Regions from separate parts of the Homo sapiens genome. Here region 1 is linked to region 2. A link is an interaction called in ENCODE POLR2A ChIA-PET data of the cell type or tissue named here. Cell type or tissue: GM12878. All regions are shown on one strand. Links, peaks and the distances in the headings refer to the core of each region. The heading gives the core; the rest is flanking DNA. Region 1 overlaps GRIP1 (glutamate receptor interacting protein 1). Region 2 overlaps LLPH (LLP homolog, long-term synaptic facilitation factor).

The links. Peaks named below come from ENCODE experiments on the same cell type or tissue, not always from the same donor. Only the 100,000 strongest peaks of a DNase experiment are listed, where the experiment ranks them.
Region 1: POLR2A ChIA-PET joins it to region 2 with 5 read pairs; 2 of 35 experiments call an interaction of 5 or more read pairs at or near these places.

What each region holds. Positions count from the first base shown.
Region 1 is chr12:66,627,110-66,631,509 of GRCh38, forward strand. All of the region lies in intron 1 of GRIP1 (glutamate receptor interacting protein 1), which reads right to left. Among named protein-coding and RNA genes, the nearest start is that of GRIP1, 50 kb to the right of the region's middle. RefSeq lists an enhancer at 1,066-1,205. In GM12878, for the core only: no CTCF peak of the experiment used is centred there; no DNase peak of the experiment used is centred there; H3K27ac peaks cover 1,569 bases.
Region 2 is chr12:66,119,031-66,123,430 of GRCh38, forward strand. LLPH (LLP homolog, long-term synaptic facilitation factor) reads right to left here. Exons shown (of 3, transcript NM_032338.4): 3 at 1-4,400. Among named protein-coding and RNA genes, the nearest start is that of LLPH, 9.5 kb to the right of the region's middle. In GM12878, for the core only: no CTCF peak of the experiment used is centred there; no DNase peak of the experiment used is centred there.

The DNA.
Region 1 (4,400 bases), core at 231-4,230, 510 kb after region 2:
TTCTTTCTCATCAGTCAAGGTAGCTCACACTCACTTTACAAATACTATATTACTATTGGCTCTTCATCAGATGATTTCTTTGTGGTAGATTCCGGTGCCTATCCTTAAGATGTTTCTGTACTGCTAAGGAGACTGCAATCCTGAAATTCAACACAACAACCAAGTCTACCAAATCTCTGGCAGGACTACCAAACAGACTCCTAATTGATTTCCCTGATTCTTCTTCATTTCATCAGAGCTCAGTACACAAAACAAAGTGAAAATATCAGTTCACTTTCTCATTCACTCATTAATTCAGCAAATATCCACAGTATGTATTGAATATTTTCCATGTGTCAAGTATATGTCTGACAAGTGTCAAAGCTGACTGTAGCAGTTCTCACAGTGTAGTTGGGGAGGGTGAGTAAGTTACTGTAGTGGACGAGTAATATTCTTGTCTAATTAGCATCCATTTCTCCCTTTTCTTCTAATAGTATCTGGATTTATCTGAGGATACGTCTTTCCCCAAGTCAGCCCCATGCCATTTGAGTGGAGCTGATTTTCCCTGCAGATTTGAAGAAGGGGTTGCAGAGACCTAGTTCTAGTCAATCAGAACACTGGATCCCCTGGGTGTAGTGACTGGTTCAGAGTCGGGGAGTCATTCCCTCAGACATAGCAGGACTCGACTTGAGGCCCTTTGTTGGAAATTTTACAAAGGAAGAAAATCTCCTTCTGCTAGTCTTGGAGCTGGGATTGTGTAAGGGCTCCCTGGGGAGAAGCCTGCCTGCCTGGGAATGAGGGTGAGAGGGAGGGAGAGCCTGAGAGGGCTGGAGAGCAGGAGTGTGAGGAGGAGGCTAGGGGAGAAAGGGAGAAAGGAAAGAGATTTGTTTGTGAATTCCAATACTTGATCATTTAGATCTAGTTGTGCCCAGAGCTGTAAGGACGATGACAGAAGCACTAACAAACCACAAAATAAGCATCGAGGAGAAATCCCCCAACTCTGCTTGGAGCAGCTGGGGAAAGCCATAGCCACCTGGCACCTGCCCATCCTTCACTATTCTTCAAATGTCATCTCTTCAGAGCAGGCTTTCTCTAGATCCCTTATTTGTTCTAAATAGATTGTGAGCTCACAGATACCAGAGAACATGGCTTGGTAATTTTATATCTCTAGAGCTCATCACTGTGCCTGTTAGAGGGAATATACATTATGCCTTCAATAAAAATTCCTTGAGTTCCCCTGTGTACCTAGGCCTCCAGTGAAAGCAGGGGTCTGAACAGGACCCTAACACTGCCCTGCTTTCAAGGGATTTCCCGTACTAACATGTACAAGGAACCAGCCTTCAGCAGGAAATCTAAACTAGCTTGTTCCTTTTCTCATTTTCCCTCCTCCTCTCCTGCTTCCTCCAGCCCTTTTAGTCCTGTTAACCCCTCATCAGAGTTTAATACAAACATCACCATGCCACTTCTCTGAAAGCTTTGCCAATTTAGGCCTAGTTTTCCTTGTTGTGTATTCGCAAAATTTCTTGTAATTTTCCTTCATATAAATCAGGGCACCTCTCCACCAGGGGTGAATTTGCTCCTTTCCTGAGATTATGTGACAACATCTGGAGATATTTTTGATTGTCACAACTGGGGAAGAGGTTGCTGTTGGCACCTAGTGGTTAGAGGCCGGGGACGCTGCTAAACACCCAGCAATGCCCAGAACAGCTCCCACAGCAAAGAATGATCCGGCCCAAAATGTCAATAGGGCTGAAGTTAAGCACCCCTTATATAAATAATCACAGTTTAGAGTTAGGCATCTATTTTTTACCCCACCAAACTATGAATTCCAAAAGGGCAGGGACTAAGTCTGTTTTGCACCATTGTACTTCCACACACTCACAAGTAGTAGCTACTCAACAATCATTTTTAAATGCTATCATTAAAGGAATGTTAAATCTATTCTCTGAAACACAATACACCATTCAGGTAATTTTTCCTTCTTTATTGCAAGTATGCATATTAGCATGCAAAATTTAATTCTCTGTTTTCATTTATCATATTCTAGAAACAAAAGTTCTGAATTGTATGGCTGGATTTTGGTGTAATTGAGGAGGCTCTATTCCACAAGAAAATATTTGTTTTAGTACATTAGGATATTCTTGGGAAGTTGACAAGACATATTAAAATGAATGAGCCTGGCTGGAGCAGTCCCTCACACTTTGCAGCACATAGTGCTGACAAGCCTTAACGACACAAATGGCATGAAGCCTAACACATGTGATGACCAGCATTTCACAGAGTTATCAGAGTGGCACTGTCATGTTCCTGAAGCAAAAGGTGATACAAGCTCCTATACTTCATCTCCGCTCCCTAATAACAATAAGCTTGGATTCCACTGAGCCATGTCTTCGATGACTGGTAGTTCTAAAGCCTCTAATTATAATCTTGAGTCGTAATATTTGCTTTAAAGCTTTAACTCAAGTGAACATTCAAATGTAATTTTTCCACAGAAGTCAATTTCTGGAAGGGACACAATGTAAAAACACAGGGAAAAGAACGTGGTTAATTATTAAACCAAATCTGAAACAATGTACTAAAATAACACTTAAAAGCATGTTACAAACCACACTGGACCTACTTTCATCCAGAAATGTTTGCTTTCTCCATGAGGGAGTGAATTCTTTAAATATACATAGAGCCTTCATTTGAAAGAATACTAACCCATTCATCTATTACATTCCCATGTTGAAATTTTGTGTGAGAAAATATGTCAAGATTCTAGTTTCATATAGCTTAATTTTACCTTAAAAAGACCCACAAGCCAGTTTTGGTTCTTGTTGTTTTTCCTGAAAGTCTTTGAATCTCGGGTTTTTACTCTATTAAGTATAGGCCAGGGCTTGGGGGCCTTTACACACTTTTTTTTTAAATAATAAATTTTGCAGCTACAATATCCAAGGCTCTTTCTACTAGGTATTGAAGAGAATATAAAAAAATTCAGAGCTGGGTGTGGTGGCTCACACCTGTAATCCCAGCACTTTGGGAGGCTGAGACAGGCAGATCACTGGAGGCCAGGAGTTTGAGGCCAGCCTGGGCAACATGGTGAAACCCTGTCTCTACTAAAAATACAAAATTATCTGGGCATGGTGGTGCATACCTGTAATCCCAGGTACTTAGGAGGCTGAGGCACGAGACTCCTTGAACCTGGGAGGCAGAGGTTGAACCAGGATCAAGCCACCACACTCCAGCCCGGGCAACAGAGCGAGACTCTGTGTCAAGGAAAAAAAAAAAAATCAGAATCCCTGTCCTCAAATCCCAACTCTCAGTCTCTCTGGATGTGGACTTTTTCCTCTGGTCTCTTCCCTCAAGGGGCTTAAGTTCTTATGGGGCAAAAAACATGGACTTTAGAGCTTGATTTGTATAAAAATTTTTTTGAGTGAAAGAATGAATCGCATTTGCCAGGTGAGAAAAGTAAGTCTTGGAGAAGTTAGTTGAAAACAGTTTAAAATGGAGTCTATCTTCCTGGGTGTCTTAAAGGCCATACATTCAAAAGTTAGCTGTGCTATCATTATGAGACTGTCTATGAGGGCATGGACATGAGGGCAGTGAGCAGAGACTCAGAGTGGTTCAGTTACTCTCTTATGAATCAAAGCAATAGTCTGCTTCTGCATCTTATCACATTTTCAGTGCAATAAAAGATGTTTTCAAATAGGTGAAAGCCTCTATTGAAGAACTGTCTATTCTTAGGATTTTACTGAGATTACATTGTAGAGAAGAAATAGCCAGAAAGCATTTCTGCAAAACTAAATCTCCACGTTTGTTGGCTATATTTATTGGGATAATTTTAGTAATAATAGATGAGAAAAATAAAACTTTTTTTTTTTGGAGACAGAATTTCACTCTTATCCCCCAGGCTGGAGTGCAGTGGCATGATCTCCACTCACTGCAACCTCCGCCTCCCAGGTTCAAACGATTCTCCTGCCTCAGCCAACCAAGAGTAGCTGGGATTACAGGTGCCTGCCACCATGCCCGGCTAATTTTTGTATTTATAGTAGAGAAGGGGTTTCACCATGTTGGCCAGGCTGGTCTTGAACTCCTGACCTCAAGTGATCTGCCTGTCTTGGCCTCCCAAAGTGCTAGGATTACAGGCATGAGCCATCGCGCCTGGCTAAAACTTTCTATTACTCCAATGACAGTAAGCAAATCAGGAAAGCTAATATTTTCTTGGGCATGGGCTTGATTGAAAAAAACCGCTGAAGCTGGCGTTATTTCTTATTGATTTTTGTTTCCCACAGAGCATCTTGTACATTATAGGCACTTGATAAATATTTGTTCATTGGCTCTGCTTACTGCTCTGATAAAAGAGATCTTAAAGGTGATATTCAAATAGAACATGAAAACCTACTAACAAAACAATACTATCTATACCTAACTGTTTCATT
Region 2 (4,400 bases), core at 243-4,242:
AATCAAATAAAAGTCTGTCTCTCTGTAGCTTTCCATCATAGGTATTCATTCTATACTCTGGGACAGGCGGCTTGCTCACTACTTAGCAGTTGCATGACTTTGGGTAAATTTAGTTAACCTTTCAAACTGTTTTCTCATCTGAAAATAGGGATAATTAAAGTATTGATCCCACAGTGTTTTAAAGATTAAATAATATACATAAAGCATTTAAGAGAGTACGCATTCTCTAAATGTTGGCTGTTGGGTTATTTTTACTGCTTGCCTACCAAATTAAGCTTATTTGGCAACACATTGTATTTTCTCCCCTGCTCTAAAATAACTGCAAAAGACTCTTGGCATTCAACTGCGGAAAATTTAGGGTTTTGTAAGCAGGCCCAAAAGTGGCCCTGGGCCTCCTGGCTACCTGACAGTCCTCTGGAAACAGCAGAGTGACCTTTGACCTGATGTAAGTATTTAACAGTCCCACCTCACCCCTAAACATTTCCTTGTAAAATTGGTATGTGTCTACTGCAACAGTGTTTTTATTAATACATGCAGGCAAATAGAGGGAAAAAGACATATATTTTGTGTTTAGCACAAATTTGAATCACTCTGCCAGATGGCATCAGAAGTTAGTCACTTAACTAGTAAGATTAGCCAACAGCTTAGCATCTGCATTTCTATTGTAGTATTTATAAATTTGGCAATGCCTTAGATTCCTCCCAATTTTATGTTGTGGTCAGCACTTCCCTAAATTACACATTGCTGCCCCTCACCATCACCACCAGTCCATTTCAGATATTTGATTCAAGTCATTTATAGCTATTTTTCTTCTCCAACTCTTAAGCCATATTCCAGAAACACGGATCCAAATTTTGAAAATATCTGAATTTCCTAATAAGCAAATATATACTGCTGCATCCTTATTTGATGTAGCATGTGAATTACATAGTGGGAAGAGATATCTACACTAATGTGACAGTAGAAAATAGGATGTGGTCAAAACCACTACTTGATTCTACCTTAGAGCTTCAACTGCAGTTTGCATTTCTTCTCTGATTAGTACCTTGGGCAACTACTGATCATGGCCTACACCTTCCCCTTTTGGATTGGTCAGCCCATTCCTAATGAAGTGTCACCTGAGGAAATCCAGTCTGCCTTAGGCCTAGAGATTTGAGGAGGGTTCTGTACATCATTATTCTACTTAAACCTGCTCTTTATCTGATCCTGAGCCCACATGAACCCAATCTATCACAGGTTGACCCAAAAATAGGTATTCTATCCTAAAATCACCTTTCTCTCTTAGCAAGAGTTTGCACATCCTTGAGAGGCAGAATGGCATTGTAAGAGTATAGGCTCTAGAGCCACACTGCCTAAATTTGAATCCCAGATTTCAGTTTTAGTTGTATGGCCTGTGTGCCTCAGTTTCCCCATGTGTAAACAGAGATTACATTAGTACCAAACTCAGATAACATTAGTACCAAACTCATGAGATTGCTGGGCAGATTAAATGAGTTAATACTTGAAGCAGTTTTGATCATCTTTAAATTATATTTTGATTTCAGACTTAATTTCTTAAAACACAAAAAGTGTTACATTCAATTCCTAATGTGATTTAGCTCACTCAATCTAATTCCAAAATGATTTGGTGCTTAGCTTGAGCTCCATCTTGTGGCTTTACAGCAATTCTCTGGAAAATGTCAGTCAAAAAGATGACAAATTTCAAAAAAATAAGCTAATTATTTAAAAGATAAAAGGACTATGCTATACTTCTCGATTTGTAATCTTTAAAAATAAAGTGCCAAAGATGTGACCATACCCCTGCACTAATTTTGAAATGCTAGTCTAAATTTCCTGCCAATATTTGGAGGTGGGGAGAATCTTGCTGGTAGTGTTCAGGAACTCAGTGCCTTAGAGGGTACTGACAACACTGTGTCAGTAAACTTCTCTTCAGCAGTCGCCTTTCCAGAGGCCATGTGACACTTGAGAACATGATTCCCAAATATGTTTTCTGGTAATGGTGCTTTGATTTTTGATTTTGTTAACTTTCAAGTTAAATCCTGAATGGACAAACTTCATGACTGGACACAATGAAGTGAAAATCCTAACATCAGAGAGGCTCTGGATGAAAGCTCAAAGCTACTATCAACAGAATCAAATTAGAGGTTATCAGCCACAGAAAACATGAACATAACCCTGGCATTGGTCTCTACCTGACAATGCTGCCAAAATGTAAATAAGTGCCAACTGTGTAATATCACGAATGTAGACTTTTTTTTTTTTTTTTTTTGAGATGGAGTTTCGCTCTTCTTGCTCAGGCTGGAGTGCAATGGTGTGGTCTTGACTCACTGCAACCTCTGCCTCCCAGGTTCAAGCGATTCTCCTTCCTCAGCCTCCCAAGTAGCTGGGATTACAGGCACCTGCCACCATGCCCAGCTAACTTTGTATTTTTAGTAGAGACAGGGTTTCACCATGTTGGTCAGGCTGGTCTCAAACTCCTGACCTCAGGTGATCCATCTGCCTCAGCCTCCCAAATTGTTAGAATTTGGTGCCTGGCCCCCTTTTCCAAAAATCATAAAAAATGTCTACATTAGGCCGGGTGTGGTGGCTCACGCATGTAATCCCACCACTTTGGGAGGCTGGGGCAGGTGGATTACTTGAGTCCAGGAGTTTGAGACCAGCCTGGGCAACATGGCGAAACCCTGTCTCTACAAAAATACAAAAATTAGCTGGGCGTGGTGGCACCCACCTGTAGTCCCAGCTACTGGGGAGGCTGAGGTGGGAGAATCGCTTCAGCCTGGGAGGTGGAGGTTGCAGCGGAGCCACACTTGTGCCAATCACTCCAGCCTGGGTGACAGAGTGAGACCCCATCTCAAAAAAAAAAAAAAAAAAAACATAAATAATTCAGCTACTGTATTTAGGCTGATATTGTCAGTGGCTTAACTGGTTGTTTGCAATTTTTTTTATTTTATGAATAAAAATGTACATATTCACTTTTCCCTCACAAATGCTAGTGTTATTCATACCTACACCAAAGGCAACAAAGATCATGAATGACATCTTTCAATTCATATCTTTCTTAGCTGTTAAGAAATTTTAAGCATTTAAAGTTATCTACCAACTTTTCAATAAACTATTGAGAAAAATAAGAAAAGTCTACTATATTTAAACAATTCCAAGAGTTTACTGGCATCAAATTTTATAAGCTTAAATTTTCTGAAACATTTGGGTCATGTCCTCTTTATTACAATACATGTCCATGTATTGTGCCCCAATTTAGCAGTGTGCCTGGCACAAAGTTTGTGACCTCATGACCAAGTGGCCTTATTCTATTTCACATTTTACTTGAGTTCTCCTGGGAAGTTAACATCTTCTTCTAAACAGATACACAGCTCTCAGCCCTATGAGAGCAGAAATCTTATCTTATTCAATCTGTCCCAAGCATCTGGAAAGTCCCTGGCCCACATACTAGGCACTCAGTAAGTATTTGGTTGTTCCAGTTAACATATGAGATGGTTAATCTGATTATAGTGAAATTCAGAGGGAATGCTAAGTTTAGATTGCTTAACTAAAAGTAAAATAAAAATGAATTTAGCAAACTGTAGTAAGACAGATTTAACTAAAAATCATTTCTCAGAAAACTAGTTTCAAAGAGTAGACGCTAAACAGGTTTCTTTGCTGCTGGAACCCTGTAGGACTATTCTAATCCTAAACTAAAATCTTTTGTAAATCTTCAAGTATGTAGCATTTCCCAAATCGATGTGAACACAATTTATTTTTTTTAACCAAGCATCCAGAGGAAACTGATACTGAAGAACACACTCCGGGGAATGCTGCATGATACTATATTAGGCCACACAATATTAACACTAAAGAACATTAAATCAGTTTCCATGAAAAACCTGAAATGTTCTAATTTCCTAAAAAGCATACTGATTTGTATATGTTAATATTCTACCTAAAATTAAGATAAGAAAACATTTAATTGAAATCTGGTCTTCTCTAGGACTAAAAAACCTTAAGCATACATGAAAGAAAAAAAAATCAGACTTGAAGATCTACACACAAAATATCTTTTATTCTGTGGAATCAAAGCTCCACACAAGTACTTTATAAGATCCATTATTTTTTTTTTTTTTGAGACAGAGTCCTACTCCATTGCCCAGGGTGGAGTGCAGTGGGGCAATCTTGGCTCACTGCAACCTCCATCTCCTGGGTTCAAGCAATTATCCTGCCTCAGCCTCCCGAGTAGCTGGAACTACAGGTGCGCGCCCCCATGCCCGGCTAATTTTGTATTTTTAGTAGAGATGGGGTTTCACTGTATTAGCCAGGCTAGTCTCGAACTGACCTCGTGATCCACCTGCCTCGGCCTCCCAAAGTGCTGGGATTACAGGTGTGAGCCACCATGCCCAGCCCTAATG